Linked DNA regions of Mus musculus: all the other regions are linked to region 2. Evidence: chromatin loops called from intact Hi-C (ENCODE). Cell type or tissue: heart. All regions are shown on one strand. Each heading gives the region's core, and the rest is flanking DNA. Links, peaks and the distances in the headings are about the cores only.

What was found. Peaks named below come from ENCODE experiments on the same cell type or tissue, not always from the same donor. Only the 100,000 strongest peaks of a DNase experiment are listed, where the experiment ranks them.
Region 1: it touches region 2 in a loop (4-fold over the local background); 4 of 42 quality-filtered maps call a loop at or near these places.
Region 3: it touches region 2 in a loop (7-fold over the local background); 5 of 42 quality-filtered maps call a loop at or near these places.

Annotation. Positions count from the first base shown.
Region 1 is chr1:51,840,488-51,846,665 of GRCm38, forward strand. The region is part of intron 3 of Myo1b (myosin IB); the gene reads right to left. Among named protein-coding and RNA genes, the nearest start is that of Myo1b, 72 kb to the right of the region's middle. In heart, for the core only: no CTCF peak of the experiment used is centred there; no DNase peak of the experiment used is centred there.
Region 2 is chr1:51,777,205-51,783,382 of GRCm38, forward strand. Myo1b (myosin IB) reads right to left here. Exons shown (of 31, transcript NM_001161817.2): 15 at 4,766-4,828; 16 at 2,357-2,557; 17 at 1,117-1,343. Among named protein-coding and RNA genes, the nearest start is that of Myo1b, 140 kb to the right of the region's middle. In heart, for the core only: no CTCF peak of the experiment used is centred there; a DNase peak (open chromatin) is centred at 3,387.
Region 3 is chr1:51,833,822-51,839,999 of GRCm38, forward strand. It overlaps Myo1b (myosin IB), which reads right to left. Exons shown (of 31, transcript NM_001161817.2): 4 at 628-722. Among named protein-coding and RNA genes, the nearest start is that of Myo1b, 79 kb to the right of the region's middle. In heart, for the core only: a CTCF peak has its summit at 4,181; a DNase peak (open chromatin) is centred at 4,270; H3K27ac peaks cover 428 bases.

The sequences.
Region 1 (6,178 bases), core at 1,106-3,605, 62 kb after region 2:
CTGCTTTTTTTGTTTGTTTTGATTTTTTAAAAAAGAACTATACTTTCCTTTTCTACATCTAAACTCAGAGAAAGCCCCAAACTGCCACCCCAATAGAAGAAAAGTATCATACTGCAGTACAACAAAACACAGTGGCACTAAAATAGATTTTTAAATGATCTATATCTATAATTTTCTAAAGTATTTTAGCTCATTTAACTCCTAAGCTCATGTACATTCATAGCCTAAACATTCTTTGGGCTGCATTCTAGCTGGAAAAGTTATGTCTCTACTGGCCACCAAATAGACACAATATAATGCGTCAAAATGAAGACATCTGTTCTGTACTGACAAGGGCAGAACACGAAATGAAAGATTAAAGGTCCAGCTTCAGAGCAGGACACGGCACACGGCTTGAGGCATCTTCCTTTAGACCCGTGCTGGCATCCAGAAAACACCCTCCCATCACTACACCCGCTAACCTCAGTGCTCACAGATTTCATGATATCTTGTCACTCAAAAATAAATGTTAATCTTTACAGTCAGGTGTGACCACTAAGAGGACAGAATCACAGTACGTCACATGGGTTATATTTCAAGGCATAATAAAATCCCCACATGACTTGACTGCACACTCTCGTAATTGAGCACTGGATTTAGTAAGCAATGCTTTCTATCTATGCTGGTTACAAAAAAAAAAAAAAAAAAAAAAAAACAATCCAACTTGACTAAGAGTATTAATTCAGAGGTAGACAGCTAGCTTAGCATGCATGAGGCCCTAGGTTCAACTGCCAGCACTAAAATTAATTAACTAGCTAATTAATTAATTAAATGAGTATTCTTCTTTTGAGATTTTAGAAATTTTTATTACAATGCCCTTAGTACAAAAATGCTTAGGGTCATATCCAAAATCTTTGGATCCCATTATCAAAATCATAATGGAGACCTACAGTTCATTGAGGCTCAACAGACTGGCCTGAGACTCACCCAACAGAATAAACACCATGAACACATGTCCTTCTACCAGACAGAGACAGCGATGATGGGGGCTGGATGGTGGGCTGGACCAGTGATGGTTCTTTTCATAAGTGACTACAAAAGCCAGGGTTGGAGATGGCATCAGGAAGCAGATAAGAGATTTGGGGAAACTAAATCATCCCAGGAAGGAAAAGGACTGGATTCAGCTTTGAAAGCCATATAGAAGAAACTTTGGCCTTTGTGGCTTGGAAGCAGCATTTTGGTATTTAATGGTAAACCGGATGTGCAGCCAAGGACTACTTTCAGAAAACTTGATCTGTTCTAAAGTCTAGGGCACCAACATGCTACCACAGGGCAAGAGCCCTCCTCCATAACAGCATCCTTCCTGGACTTGGAAAGAGGTCAAAAGAGACTAACTCAGTTTCACTTCTTTCCCAGTCTTTGCTTCTATAGAGAAGGCAGTGAAGTACAGGTGGCCTGTCTCATTCCTTAATCACTAACATGCAAGTGTATGCAGAGGCAGGGACAAGGTCATTTACAAGGCTGGGGTCCCTGGTGTGCTTACTAGGGATGAGTGGGGACTCTGAAGCCCTCTGGAGGCCTAAAAAAAAACAGGAAAAAGTCTCAAAGCCCAACAAGTGATGGTAACAAACATGGCAATGTACTTCCGAACATACAGAAAACAGAGAGGAAAAAAGTGGCTTTGGCTGGGGAAGCGTGGAAAACTGCAAGATCTGAACCCTAAGCCAGAAGCAAGGCCAGAAGCCAGGAGGAAGCAGAGGAAATTATGGGGGCTAAGAGGAAATTATGTTATTTCCCCTCTCCAAAAATGAGCAAAACACACATGACTCGGAGGAAAGAACAAATACACAACCGGGGCTCTTAATTCAAACCCAATTAGCCCTTGGGTATTTTTAGTATCTCTTCCAATGAGGAAACTCTAACAATCGTCTTCTATTTCCCAATTCTCATTAAAATAATCACATCCACGGGAACAGCCTTTCCAGCTCCAGGTAAACAGGGTTTCAACAAATTTTTGGCACAAATGTGCCAGAACTTTAAATGTATTATTTACTCATTCATTCCAAGTCGGCTCATTCACAGCTAGCATCTATGACCCTATTACAGGCAACTGAGTCCTGGAGACTTATCCCAGAAGAGTCAGTCTAAAGACCCTTCCTAACCAAACTCGGCTTTATTAACTGGAGACCATACTGGGCTCTCAGACCCACATCCCAAATGTTTCGGTTGTTCAGAAAAGCAAGTCCTTCACGGTTCCACATTCCAATATAACCTGCTCTGCACCGGCTGACTCTGTGGAAGCTGCACAGCTGCTGGGTCCAGAGGACATAAGGGCTCAGACATCACAGCTTCACATTAGCCAGGTGGGCCACAGGGAGGCCATTCGGGAGGCAACACTGAGCTGAGAGACCCAGCATACTAAACAGGTACAAGGAGATCTGACCATGGTAATCAGAGATTTGGGGTGGAGGACATGGTGTTTGAACTAGGACCCCAAGTACACGTGGGGTTAATTGGGGGGGGGGGTGTTAAAAAGTGCTCAATAGAAAAGAAATACAGTTGTATAAGAGAATTAGCTTCGAGGCTTAGCTCATCTGTTAAGCCTCTGTGATCAGAGCGAGCCCTGAACAAAGTCTGAAATGTAGCAGGTGCTTAGTGAAGGACTGGGACGCCAACTAGATATCAAGATTGAAAGAACAGGTAAGTAGCCACTTCACAAGGTCCCATTAGTTCTATCCCCCAAATCATGATTCAAAGATTTCTACAAAGATGTATGTGTTTTGCTCAATCACAATGAGGAGCAATAGTGGCACGTCTCAGGATTTCCCAGGCAGCCAGAACTAGGCTGAAGGGAAAGAGGCCAGCTTAAGAGGCTCTCTCCAACACACAAGGTTTTATATTCATCTATACAAATTAGGATGCAAATCTGGGACAGATCATTCAGACTCCCATGTCTTAATTTTATAGAGAAAATAGATTGGAGTTGAAGGATGGAGTCAGAGGTGTGCAATTGAGACTTAGAGAAAGAAGCTTGAGTTACCAAACAATGAGGCTCCAGACTCAAGTGGCTTCTGATGTGGACATGTCCTTCTAGAAACTCTCACTTCCTTTCCTTACTTCAGACTGCTAAAATGTCTACATATCAAAAAGTCTACCATATAGGCACGAGGAGACCTCAAATGCCACAGGCACACCCTGCCTGCTTCCCTGCAGTTTCCCTCTGCCATGCAGGAGATTCTGAAAAGAGAAACAGGCACTCCCCCCTGGAGAGTCTTAGTGATGATCTCTGCATCCTAGCTAAGGACTGCGGGCAGGTTAGGAGTACAGCCATGCCTAACGATCTACAACAGGCACTGCAAGACTTATCGTGAACACATGAGAGTGTTCTCACACAGAGGGCCTCAAACAGTTTTTGCATGGTGTCATACACAACATAAAACTCCAACGTGAACCCAAATACACAGTTCTGGAATATCTGCATGAAAGCTTTAGTCACAGCACTATGCATAAGTAGCCTTAAGAAAATAACTAGAAATATCGACATATCAGATTGCATATATAACTGAGAAAAGACATACTTGGATCGGGAAGTAGATAGGCAAACTGACCATGCCATGACTGCATCAGGAGATAGCATCTGAGAAGAGATCTGGCCTTAAAGGCCTGTGAGAAACTACCTATCCACTTAACCTACACTAAGATTTCAGAATAAAGAAAGTCCTGAAAGCTAGCAACAATCACCAGAACAGTGCTATAGGAACAAAAAGCCCTGGTCAAGAGCAGCCTTACAACCCTGAGGTACCCCAGAGAGGCATACGGTCTACGCTATGCACAGCACCTATGAATGTTCCTGTTCCAGAAAGGAACCTCAATGCAAATTTATGCCCTCAGAACAGAAGTTCCCAGTGCGTATAACCAGAGAAGTCAAACTAGCAAAACCACGTCATACAGAACCCAACCTAATGGAGCTTTGTTTCTACCTAACACGCAAAGACTGTAATGCAGTCGCTCGCTGCACAGTTCCTTTCCTGGACCCTCTCCCTTGAAGTCCCTGCCTTGCATTCATGCTAGGTTCCCTCGCCTACACCCTCTCTATATGTCTACCTACTACACCCTACTACACCTTCGGCGTATAGTTTCATCAGTTAGGAAGATTTCTTGTTTACAATTTCTCTTTTTCTACACAAGTTCTCAGCACAACATATTAGGCAGAATAAATTGCTAAAATGATATCTGACACATTCCTTCATCTTATTAGTAAACAGAAATTTCTATTTTAATTTTATAATTATAATAATTTTATAATAACTGCAATTATTTTAAAAATGACCACCACAAATGGTAAAATTAAAAGAAATGTTATTTGGGTCTCCATATGTAAGTACGACTCATGTGTTCAGAAACAAGAAACTTGATAGACTTAAAACCCTTGAAGACTAGGTGTGATAGCACTGGCCTGGTAACCACAGGACTTGGGAAGATGAGCAAGCAAAGGGGATTGTAACCTCCACATCGGCTTGGGTTACATAGACAGTCTAAGCTTAAAAGCTTAAGCAAAAGAAGAAATCTTTAGAAAAGTGGGCCTCTATTTTATTCCCTCAGATCATTAAAGTAGTTTTGAGGGGATTTGGCAATTTTCACTAATAGTAATGTCTATCAATGCTGTTTGAAGTCAGGGGCAAACAGTCACCTAACTAAAACCTACCTGCTCAGGGCAATTAAATATGGTGATGTTTGCACCACTGGCATCAGCAGTCGTCACTAGACTAACTCTTGAAGTAGAAGGCAAAGGCTGTTAGAGTTACCTTCAGGGCTAGCAGATATTATATGGTACCCCTTCTGTACCTCTCAGCTGAGAATGCCTTCTCTGAGCTCCCCACTTAACCCCCAAAAATAGGGTCACTTCTCCATGGCCCTCTTGGACAAATGATAACTTTTAACCTAATTTTTTCTAGCCAGTATTTATCAAGTGACTGCAGCTCTGGAGCCACCCAGCTTGAGAGAAAATGTGAAGATAGCAACAAGGCTGCCACCCCAACCCCCACCTCTCAGACTCCCAGGTCCCAAGGTCTCACTTTGTCATTCAAATCTTCTTAAAAGCTGCCTACTGCAGTTCTCCAATGCTTTCCTCCAGATGGAAGCCTCCATTGAAGGAGGAAAGGAATTACAGTGTTCTCCCAGGAAATCACTGGGATTTGCAGAAACTGGCACTCGAAAATTTTGCTGGAAAATGTACTTATACATCTTCAAAGACTCACTCCAAATCTTTATGATGACTCCTGGGCACTGCCTAGAAAAGCTGTGGTGGTGGCTCTGGCTCATGATGGCCAGCATCCTTCTTGCCACTGAGGCCTGTCATGCTGCCAAGTCCCATTCAACTTAGTGGCACATCCCAGAATAGGAGCACAGGACTCTCACCAACAGCAAGATCAGCAGCAAGAAAGAGCAGATTTAGAACAAAGCCACCTGTCTCTGAACACCAGTGGAGGGAAAGCCTCTCTCATTCCTATCAAGAGTCATACGGAAATAACACACATGCACACATGCACACCCACATGCACACAGACACAAATATGCACATACTACACACATGCACATGCACGCGTGCGCGCACATACATACACACACACACACACACACACACAAACCCTGATGTATACTACCAACACTACTGGGACTGGGATAATATTCGTCTTAGTAGTAACTCCAGCCTGCCTACAGAAGTGCTTGATTGCCAACCAGTGCTAGTCTAGAGAAAACAAAGCTGCAATATATCTATCATGCAAGGACCATGTCCCTACAGAAAACAGGAGCCATTTACTAAGACAAGTCTTCATCTGCCTCATAAGTTACGATAAAATGCCACTATTATTCAGTGTGACCTGCATTTGACCTGGGCATGGTGTTGTGCACCTCTAGTCCCAGCTATTCAGAGGACTGAAGTAGGAGGATTGTTTGACGGGGGAAGAAGTTTGAAGCCAGTCTTGACTGTCATAGTAGGAGCTCATCACTGAATGAATGAATGAATGAATGAATGAATGAATGATTGAATGAATGAATGGCTATCTTTTACTAACAGCAGATTACAAGTACTCTATGCCCTTACCTAGAATACAATCTTCATGGATCTACAGACTGCTTTAAAATCCAAGAAGAAAATAAACATAAACTGAAAACTGTCACAGACTCCGCAGCTGGT
Region 2 (6,178 bases), core at 2,124-4,623:
GTGTCATCCACCTTTGAACAGAGAGAAGAAGAATATACTTTGGAAATGGCAGAGCCACAAAACACAAGGAACTCTCCTGTTAATTAGCACAGATCTCTTACACTGCAGAGTCCTTACACAGAAATAAATGCCAGACTTGTGGAAATCATTATTAGTTTCGGATCACATAGCAGCTATCCCTATCCTGACTACTACTACTACTACTACTACTACTACTACTAAACAACCATAGTTGTGGCTACACAACTGTTAAGTGATCTTTTTAAACACACACTGCACACAATTAAATCTTATCTGGTTCTGTCTTGGATGTTTTTATCCTTTTGCTACTTAAATCTACTCTATTCATTAATTTAACAAGGGCAACAGGCAAATCAATGGGAAAGTCTACTAAGTTGTGAAGTCTCCTATACATACACTGAATTGGTTATTGATAAAGAGACCAAGGACAGTAAATGGTAAGAGTTTAGCATGTCTGAAATCAGGCTGCCAAGATCCTAGCAGCAATCCTGGGAGGACCACCTCACAACCTTGGGGAACACGTAAAAACCAGACAACAAAGCACTCCCCAAGGTGATGGTGCCAAGGTCAACATCACAATTATAAACTAACCGAACTGTTCACCTCAAATCTGTGGCGTATCACTTCATGTAAATGGCGGCTCAAGAAAATGCGAAAACTCTACTCAACCAAGACCAAGGAAAGCAAATGATCAGAGACCGATTTTCAAGACATGAGATTTTTCTCCCAGTATGTGCTCTAACTTGGGTAAATCGAGGCAGGGTGATGTGCTTATCTGTGTTTCTACTGATACAAATATCGTGTAAATGACACACACATACAAAAAAATGTCATTCACTCTGGTTTCTCCCTAACTGAAATTCCAAGGGCAAGGATCTGATCAGATAGCAAATCCCCTACTGGGTTAGAATTCATAAAGTACTTACTCTATGAATTCTAACCCTAGTTGAAACTTCCTAAATCCCAAGCAAATCACATCTAAGATGACCTTAGAAGTGGGAAAAACAAAACAAAACAAACCCAACATCAACCAAACCAGTGACACTAGGGGCTTCATGAAGGGCTCTTAGATATGAACTCAAGTCCCAGAAGCACCTGATGTAGTTCGGGTTCTTGGTCTGCAGGTTTCTCATCAGCGTGGCCACAGACGCCTTGAACTGGGAGCCTGCGGTGGGAGGTCTCTTCAGGTTGACCTTTGCAGGATTTCCTTCAGGAAACAGAGACTTGATGAGGGAGTGGCCGGCCTTCCACATGGCTTGAGACAGGTCCCGGTACAGAAGGTCATTGTTCTTGTCAACAAATCCTTCCACCTGGTAGAGCACCTGTGAGTGATAGTGACCGCACATGGGACTCACTGCTGGCTCAAGGCACAGGACAGTGTCAAACAATGACAACACCCAGACTCCAACATCAGAAACCCCGGTACACTTGTCACACACTGATACTAAGTTTGCTTCCAGCTTTGAGTTCCATCTCTTGAAGATGCAAAAGGAATAAAAATAAGGTCTAAAATGTCCTTCAGCATTTGTAAGAATAAACTCCAAAAATGCTAACATAACACTTTTTAAAATGTTAGATGGTTTTTGGTATGGGTATATGTCTGAAAATTTTTTTTTTTTTTTGGCTCACATGCCAGTCTAGTCTGCTTCAAAGTAGAAAGGGTTCGAAAACAGATAACATGGGCATTTTCAGACATCCTAAGCAACAGAGAAACAGAGCAGGAATATAGCTTTTAATACTATGGGCCAATGAAGCAAAGCAAAAGGTGTCCTGAAATCAAAGGCAATCCAAGATTATCTCATTTTCAATAAATGCATAACTAAGGAATTCTCCTGTGAAGCTTCCATTCATATTTATAAAGGTAGCATTACTCCAATCAATAATCCTTTCAAAGAAAAATTAGCCTACTATTCAAACTGTTTTATTGAGATCAACTTCCTCAAATACAGAGGAAAAGAATTTTTAACTAGGTATTTCCCCCAGTTTCTCTCAAAATTTCAACTGAAGAATTCTTGATTTTTGCTAAATGTTTTGTGCTTTTAAAACCTTACAGTAGGCCTTTCGTCTGGCACAATTTACCAACCCTTTATCTGTATTATTTGATAGAACAGCTTAAGAGCTAAAAATAATAAAATGACATAAAGACACTTTGTAGTGTTCATTAAGACCGCTGGTTTGTTTTCCATCTTCTTGTGTTAACAAGACGTAGCTCACCGTGGTCCAGGCTCAATTGCCAGTGAGCACTGGCTGCTCTCACTAGTCTCCTACAGAAGCTGTGCTCAGCACACCCTCTCCCAGGAGGCACAGGAGCCCTGGGGACAACATCGTGGGGTACCTTGCCAGCATAATGCTGGATTCTGAAGCAGCTGTGGGGCAGGGTTGTGTCGTTGAGAAAGCGGGAACACTTGCTCATCCTGCTCTCAAAGTGCTGGTGGGTGGCACAGACTTGGTTCAGCTTTTCCAGGAAGGTCTCATCTGTAACAGTGCCGGGTCTCAGGCACTCTTCATCCAGCATGGCCAAGATTCCATTTGTGTTCTGGGAGGAAAGAAATAAAGGTGTTTCTCTGCTTCCTTCTTTGCTATGCTGCTCTAATAATTAGTCCTAGTCATAACATCAAACACAACTGACGTAATTACATGTAAGATTCTGTTCAGCTGTAACAGAAAACAGAATCACAAAGGCCCCAGAAGGCAGCTCCTTTCCAGAGTGACCCAGATGTGTTGGGGTTGGAGTATCTGCCCTTTGTGTCTCCGTCCCCAACAGATAGGACCCAGAGTCACCTCACCCTCAGTACAAAGGAAGTTCACACAGTCAGAAAAGTGTGCGTGGCCTCAAATCCAAAACCCAATCGGAGTCAGAAGCCAACATGGTAGAATGGTGTCTACGTCAAGCTACTAATTCTGGCTCCATCTCTTGTCTTCTATTTGCTTCACGGCTTAGGAAATACATTGGTCTCATGGTTCACAGATTCAGAGTAAAGCTGGGTTTCTGGGGGACGGGAGTAGTCTTGTGTTTTAGGATGTTGTTCTCACGATCGTGCAATCAAGTGCGGTTCAAAACCATTTTAGAATAAAACTCTTGTTCAACAGAAAATATCTAACTGAGTATTAAATATGAGTGAAACTTTACTTGTGTGCTCAGACTCTGTGATCATATTTATTTCAAGAAAGGCCAGCCCTAGACTGAACCAGAAATCAGGAATCTTCTACTTTGCTAACAAAGGCAGTGCTCTTCCTGTGACTGTCCCCAAGGCCCCTAAGTTGCAATTCCAGAAACAATCCAAGCCACTGACCCTTAACCCCTCCCACTTCCAGCAAGGCAAAGGCCCTGCCCTCAGGAGGCTATGATCTCCTCTGACCAGCATTTACTCATTCCACACAAAACCCAAGGGAAGAGCAGGCTCTCAAGTATGTTCACTACATCCCCAGAATAGACATTGTTGTTCACTGGTGCTGGAAGGAAGCACTTCCTTTGAGCTCTGGGTTCTTCCATGAACACAAGTTTCTTCAATCATTGGTACAAGGGATTTTCTGTGAGGTAAGTGGGTACATTTACGTGCACTGCATTTCTCTCCTTTAAGAGAAACAATCAAGCGCCTGCTGTTTGTGAGAGAAACGTCTCATCAGGAAAGGAAAACCTCCACAGCAGAGTCCTCAGGTAACAACATTTGCTTGGGAAAAAAAAAAAAAAAAAACTTCAGGAAATGTATGATTTCTGGATTTGAGGCAAGAGCTCGGAATTCTTTATGTAGATTGACAACATTCCCCTCCTAATGCTGGCCAAAGTTTCCAAAACAAAGTTTATTTTCTATCAGTAAGGAGTGATGATTTGGATTATTTACTGCTTTCCATGCTCAACTAAGTCAAAGTTCATGTTTTTGAGAGTATCTTGCATATTGATGGGAAAACACTGGCCAATCATGTAATTTCCACAAGAGCTGATCTGAGCACAGCAAGTTTGTTCAACACTCAGGAGCAAGAGAGTATTCTGGAAACACAGCACACATCTCCTGGCAGGAGAAATAAGCATGCTCACTGTTTGAAAAGACTACATTAAGGTCAGAAGTACAAGCAACCAACCCTACGGCGAGCAAAGGGGTTTCCTGTTTCCACATAAATGTGGCTTCCGACAGGTAACTCACTACAAGAAACTATACCATGGCCCCAAACCAAAAACTTACAATCAAACAGCTTCCTAAAAATTGCCCAGTAATTTTCCCCATTTTTATACTTTTCAAACTCATACACACTCTGAAAAATTCCAGGTTCTTGGCCACATGCACAGCATCCTCTCATACACATTCTCTGAATTAAATCAAGGCCAGAAATGACCTGCTAATCTAGCTCAGGTTTGTCCCTCTTCCCTCTTTCTACCTTAAACTCAATGGTACAGTAGCACTGGACTATAGGCATGAAATGGGCACATTGATATGTTAAACCTCTAAGTGTCTGCTCTGGTCAGCACACACAGTACACAAACGCTGGTGGCCAAGAGGTCCTAAAAGGGCTGTGACAGGGTAACAATATCAGGGCGTCCTGGCTAAGTACCATAATAAAAGCTGTCCATGCCTTCACTCAGAGTGGAGAATGAGTACATAAGATGACCATAAAGTCTTCAAACAGAGTAGTTCCCATCACACAGAGACAAGTGTAAAATAGGGATGCTTAGTGTAAAAAGGCAGTGAGATCATTTGTACAAGGTTAATTATACTACTAAAAATCCCTTTAATACCGAAGTACTCACATTTTCTATTAGGTCACAAATGATAGCATTGTTGAAGTAGTCAATGTGAGTCCATTCTATGTCCTAAAAACAAAACCGAACAAAATCAAATCCATAGAGCAATGCTGCAGTGCCACCTGAAAACGAACTGCGCCCTGCACCCCCACCATTTCACTCTCAATCCGAAGCTCTCTCTTTACAGAACCAGAGCTGTCAACATCATCTTCCAGTTCCGAAAGCTTCCTCAACACAGCAGCCCACCACTGACATGAACCGACTGAAGCAATTGCCCTTGACCTGCCCCAAGGCTGCTTCCCATTCCACTCTCCCATCTGTCACTGTTTCCCATGCACTTCATGGGCTCTAAGCCAAATATTTACTCAACAGGCCCTTGGGTCAATATTGCTCTGTATATACTTATGATGTTTATAAGGAAATAAGGCAGAACTTGATCCCAGCAACTAAGGTCTAGAGTTTTTGTCATCACGAGGCAAAAGTAATTTTAGAATTAATACTAAGTTCTAACTCAGTTAACTATTTCATGTGTAAAAACAGCCCAATGTGGGGAGACAGTGTGTACCTCCACAGAGCACACCATGGGAAACCTACCCACAGAGCGTCTAACACTAACCAGTGAGGTGGACTGCCTTCCTTCTCTGTCTGCCTAACCTCCATCTCTAGGCACAGACACTAGTTTTCTTAGGAGAAGAAATGTAATTCATATAATAAGTGAGGAATCTGCTTATATTCTCTCAGAAGTATTTCAAGTTAGCCATATGTTAACTCCTGGCAGTGTCTGTAAGATGAGAAGACAGGAAGAGAATGGTTCTTGATTTTTAGGGTATTTATATTACCAGAAAGTTGCCAGAAAAGCACACAACTTTTCTGAAGTAAAATGGCCATTCTAAAACAAACAAAAAGAAATGTTAACAGTTGGTTTAATGGGTTGTTTTACTAAGCCACTGGGGGGCTAGCAATTATCTTAGAAAAATACACACCGTAGTGCATGCATGCCTGTAACAATGGCCCTCAAAGAGTAAGGCAGATGGATCCTGTATTTGGAATATCTTCGGCTACATAGTGAGATTCCTGTCTAAAAACAAGTATCTGAGCATTCACATGTATTAACGTGCACTTCTATCTATCTATCTATCTATCTATCTATCTATCTATCTATCTATCTATCTATCTATCTACCTACCTACCTACCTACCTACCTACCTACCTACCTACCTACCTAACGTGAAACGTGAACTTAAATTTCAAATCCAAAATTATTTTCTCATACTTATGATGAAGTAACCTTTAATTATCTGTCTGTCTATCTAACTATTCATCTTAGGCTGAGACAGGATTATCTTGAGTTTCAAGTTCATTTGGGATACACTGCTAATTTTGTCTTTAAAATGGAATCTAGTGGACTGTTAAGATGGC
Region 3 (6,178 bases), core at 2,886-5,385, 57 kb after region 2:
CTTCTGTTTTAACAAACAAACAAAACTAATGTCTGCTACAGTTTTATCCTTTCTGAGTTTGGGTACAGAGAATAGTATTTCCAAATCTTCCCAGAATAAAACCATTTCCTCATTCAGGACCACACTGAAATCCTTTTATTAGAAGCACAGCCTGCCCTTGCACACATGGGTCAACATCTACATAATCTCAGTTCTTTAGGATCAAAAGACTCTAGAGCAGTGAGTCTCTACCTGTGGGTTACAAACCCTTTGGTGTTGGGGGAAAGAGGATCAAATGGCCCTTTCACAGGAGTTGCACATCATATATTTACATTGAAATTCCTAACAGTAGCAAAATTCCATTGTAACGAAAATAACTTCATGGTTGGGAGGAGCTGTACTAAAGGGTCGCAGCTCTGGGGGGTTGAGAAGCAGTGCTGTGACTTACACTGGATGGCTGGCACTCTGATGGTGCCTTGACCCCTCCTCCATCAAGACGTGCTGTCCACAGAACACCAACTGTGGGCATCAGCCCCTGCACAGCAGCTGTGGACACCTGGCTCCCAAGGGCTACCTGGCTCCTTTCCTGCTGCCTTGCAACAGCATCTCCTTCCAGAGAGGGCAAGGTCAGTTTGGTGGTGGTCTCACCTGTTTTTCCTGCTCCACTCTCCCCAGTAATGAGAATGCATTGATCTTTATCTTGATCACGGAGGGATCTGTATGCTTCATCCGACAAAGCAAAGCTACAAGAAAAAAATGTGGGAGGATTCAGCTGGTTAATATATGTTCATCGGGTACCCCTGGGTATTCTAAGAGCCTCTGTGATTTGCTTCAAAGCACAGGTAAATCATCACATTTTATTTCTTGCCAACTTTTAAAATATACAAATCAATATATCCATCCTTTCTGGCCCACTTACCTTTTCCCATGAATTCTCTACTAAGCAAATAACACTGATTTATTTAGTTTAAAGTGAAATTTTATTTATCTCTCCTGCACGTGTGGGTGTGTGCGCACACGTGTGTACAAGTGTTTCTATTAAAATCTAGGTAATTCAGAGAGCCAAGGAGAAGATGTCACACTGCCAAGTCCACAACTGGGTAATATTGAGATTGTATTGTTCAGGGCAATACTCAAGCATTTCGAAATAATGAGAAAGCATTATCAATTTATGGAAGCATCAATATAATAATAAAAAATATTTTTCCCAAACATTAGCAAGACACATTCAAATACCACCAAGTTGTGACTACTATGAACTTCACAATGCAAGATGGAACTTAAGACCCACTGGCTATGTAGAGTTCACCAAGGTTCTTGGCCACTGCCTGGCGCTCAACTTCTCATCTTACCTTACGATGTCCCCTATCAAGACACTGAGGCTAGTCCTCCTGTTGGTCTGTCCCTCCTTGAGTTTTACTAACAAGACAAATGTCCTTCTTTCATTGAAAAAAAAAAAAAAAAGAAAAGAAAAAACTCTGAGCAATATGATAAATACTTTTGCCAAGTTTCTACTTCTCATTTGTTAATACATTATTTACTGAGAGTTGACATTACTTTACTGAAAGTGTGTCAAGAACAAGCTGGGAATATAAAATATTCAGCCTCTTTTGTGCAAAGAAGAAACAAACATGAACAGCTCATGCCTCCTGATAATGTGGAGAGCAGCGCTGAGCAAGACAGCAACCCAAGAGGGTAGGGACTGGAGTCGGAGAAGAGAAATTCTAAGAGGTGGAAAAATTAGTTCCAAAGAATGAATTTGCAAGGCAAAGAGCTTCTGAGCATAAACAAAGGCCAGGCTAGCAGGGAAGCAGGCTGACACAGGCTTCAGGGGGCACTTCCATGATGCTGGAGGGCATATGGAAGGGGACCTGAGAAGAACTTCACAGGGTCCCAATAAGAAACGAACACATGTTGAAGGGTCTCGCTGCAGGAATGAATATATGTGAGAGTGGAAAAGGCAGGACTGGGAGCTAGGAACAGCTCCATTTACTAGAATGTTACTCATTTTAAATCTCACAAGACTGGCACAAACAAGGATGTACCTTCATACCGCCAGAATGAAATGAGAGACCACTGACCCCGCCTCTGACTTTGGCTGGGTCACAATGTGACAAAGGAGCCCGGAGAAAGCAAGTGGGAGGCAGGGAGGCTAGGCACAGAGGAGTTCAAACATAGTCTAAGCTTCCATATCTTATCTCCTGCTAGACGGTTGTGTGGTACCAGAGGCGAACCGCTCTTACTCTGTAACCTTCAGGTCGACTTAGCTGTGGCCTTGCATGTAATAAGTAAACTAAGCATACTGTTGAATAAACGTATGATTAAAAGTAAAGAGAAGCAGACATTATTATCCCCTTCTACAATATAAGCTCCTGCATGGTAGAGGTTTTCTAGCCAATAAATCCCTGTGTTATGCACACAGCTTTAAATCTAATATGTAACATGACCAGTGCAATGCAGGATGAATGCATGCGTGCACTGTCTCTGAACAATGCGGGAGTGAGCTTCATAAAACACCTAAATATCCAGTCCCATTCTCTCTGTGACCTTCATGCAGGGAAGGAGAGCATTGCTTAGACTTTCCTCCTCACCTGTCTCCCTCCCACTGTTCCAACTTGCAGATAATAGTTCAGAGACGTCACTTACATCGTCTTCTTTGGCATGCAAGGTGGAAAAAGTATATTACAGTGACTACATAAAAAGTTTTCCAACCACACAGATTTACTGAATATTCTCTTGGATTGTTGAATGCAGGTGGTTCCAGGGCTGGATTTAGCTTTGTTTCTATATTATTTGAGCAACAAATAATGAAAAATTACTTCAAACAGGAATAACAGCATTTGGCCCATAGATGCACACACATAAAAGGTTGGGGGAAATGACTAAGTAATTCTGCCAGGGGTTTACTGTGGGCAAAACACCAAAGCTGAACACATACTTTTTTCTGTCTGACCAAACAGGAGTATAATTATCCCTTGGCACCTATGAAGAATTTTTTTCTCCCAGCATCTTCTGACATTCCTCTTCCCGACTCTCCCTGGCTACCCAAATGGTGGATGTTCAAGCCCCCTTATATAAAGTGATGTTGTATTTCCAAATAACCGCTGCACAGCTCCTGGAATACTTTAACCCGTCTCTGGAGGACTGCAATGCTTCCTCCAATACTAGTGCTACAAATAGCTGTAATATGTAATAATGGCAAAAGGAGACGTCTGCACGTGTTCAGTGCACACATAATGTGCTTTCTTGGTATTTTTGATCCAAGGTTGCTTGAATCCATGGATACAGAAAACCAACAGTACTTAACTGCTTAAGGACTTGATTCATCAAACGGCAGGCGTAATTTTAGCACAAGATAAAAAACACAAAAGGGATGTTTCTTCTTTTAAGATTCTTGAAAGTGACTGATTTCTAACTGCCATGAAAATGTACCAAAATATTTGAGCACTTTAAAAGCTGTCTTGCTCTAAGACACACCCACCTCAAGTCACAATAATGCCACCGCTCTTAACTCTTACAGACACAGAGCTCCACTTCTTTAAATGACCAAAAGAATGCCCCCAAAGAACACAATCTCCCTTTTGGACGTACTCCTCTTCCTCCCTGGCAACTCCACACACACTCATCCCCAAGGCCACCGTTTATAAGTATAAACTAAAGCCATATGCCAGGCCTCCCAACTCTCTATAATTAAAGAACCTAAATAAATCCTAGGGAAGTTTCAGCTAAAAGCAGCCATGATCCACATGCTTCTCATTATTCTGTGACGTGTCAGCATTATTTACCACACACAAGGATGAACCATTATGACTGAACGATGATAGCACAGGGAAAAAGCATGATTTCTGCCAGACCCCATGAAAAGCAGGGATTTCTCCACCTCTTCCACCCTGGAGCTGAACCTTAGGAATGAGGGCAACCTGGTATTTATTCCCAAGACTTCGAGATCAGCCACCCAGCTGCTTCCTGAGCACCAAACCTTTTTGCCCAGCAAGCACCAAGATACCATCCTCCACTGTGCATTTTGAAACAGCTCTGACTATTACCAGGATTCAGTTTCAAAAAGTTTGGTTTGGGGCTCATCTGTCATTTTCTATGAGGGTAGAATGGTGGGTTGCATGCTGCAAAGAGCCCAGCTGGTATTTATGTCCTTCCTCTGCCTTATTTCTACTCGAGAGTGCTAATCATAGTGGTGCTGCCCACGTGGCCATCAGGGGAATGGCAGGGCTTCCTTCTCCACACTCTCTGCTCTCCACCCTGCCATTTCCTTGCCAAGTTTGTTTCACCTCATGTGCAGAGCAGAAAAGACTGAGCTATTCGCTTCACCGTGACACCACCGATACCCAGGCACACAGGCCCAAGAGTAGCCCGGGTTTCAGTGTCTCCAGCTCTGCCCAAATGGGTGGCTGGAAAACACACCCAGTCTGTTCCGAGCACTCGCAGTTGGATCGCTCCCTTAACTAGGGTTTAACAGAAGAGAATCTGTTTCAGAAAAATCTCCTGAACTCAGATAAATGATTCCACCATCCAGTTTCAAGTGCTCATCCTCCAAGGCTCTCAAACTGGCATTCCCTCCCATGTGATCCCGAATCCCAGAGCATTTCAACCACCCTCGGGAATTCCCCTTCTCAACTCAGCCCTCTTCAAATAGTTCAGACTCAACATTCTCTTCTAGAACTAAAATCTCCACTGTCTCTTTCCCTTTCTAACTCTATCTAGTTCAGCTCTGACATCTCAGTGTTTCTAAACTAAGTTACCTCCCCCCCACACACACACACAAAAATTTGCTTAAAAATGCCTAAGGTCCATCTGCTAAATCTAAGTTCATTTCCAGCCTGATCAAGATGCAAGGCAGACTACAAGAAGACCTAAAAGACAAGGAAAAGGAGAAACTGGGGGTTCTGTTTTCTGAGGAAGAGTCCCTACGTTGGCTTCCTTGTAATATACTTTGTAGATAACTACATTCTACAAAGAAGTTAATTCAGCATGGCTGACTTGGCGTAGGCCAAAGTGCAATTAAACTGTTAAAGGCAAAAGTACCAACACTGTAAAGTTGAGGCTGCCCCTTATGATGTGCTAGAATGACTATCTGGTGGACAGTTGGAACGCTGATTTATAACAACAAGGTGATTTTCCCAAGAAGGTAAACATTTCTAAACTTACAGTCCAAGACAGTTAAGTATATGAAGGTATTTCCTCATAGCTACCCCGGTTAGCGACCTAACAATCCAAGCTTCAGTGCAAGAGGAGACAAAGATCAAAGTAAGCCTTCCTCAAAAGAAAGGAGGAGAGGCAAAATGTCCAGGATGAAGTGAAAGGGAAGGAAAGGGCAGGTGTGGGGTGTGGGGGCCTCAGCACAGTGTCCTCTAGCATGGCACTGTAACACTGAATTTGCGAGTCTCAGAGTTTAAGGAGGTCTATCACAAATCCCCAAACCTCAAAATAATGCCGGGTTACAACCAGAATTTTCAAAAATTATTTTTTTTTAAAACCTGGGTAAGAAAAAAGAAAAACAAACCAGAACAGAGAACAATAACTGAGGGGTGGGGGCGGCTCAGCTGGGTGTGCTTGCTGGACAAGAGCATGGCCCTACGGATGGCAACTGAGGGCAAAAGAAAATCCATGGAATCTGAGAGTAACCCAAGCAAAGACTCCTGAACCGGCCATCTTCTGTAACCAGGCAAAGTCCAAAGTGGGGAGGCTGGGACATCAACTCAGCCATAAGAACCTTCAACCAACAGCTGTCCTGCCTGCAGAGTGTGCTGGGACCAGAGCCTAGCATCATCCTCAAAGAGACCAGAGAGACTTCATCCAGCAACTTAATGGGAGCAGATGCAAAGGACCACAGCCAAACATTAGGCTGAGGCTGGAAGTCCTGCAGAGGAGCAAGAGGAAGAGCCAGAGGGGTCAGGGACACACTATGAGAATACAGCCCACAGATCAACTAACCAGGACTCATGAGAACTTGAGAGACCAGGGAGCCTGGATGGGTCTCACCTAGGTCCTCTGCATATATATTATGGCTGAGTAGCTTGGTGTTATTGTGGGAATCAAAACAGTGGGAGCAGAATGGGGGCTTCTCCTGACTCTTTTGCCTACGTAGGGACCCTTTTCCTCCTACTGCGTTGCCTTGTCCAGCCTTGATGTGATGATATGTGCCTAGTCTTATTGTAGCTTATTCCATTTGGTTCATGTCCCT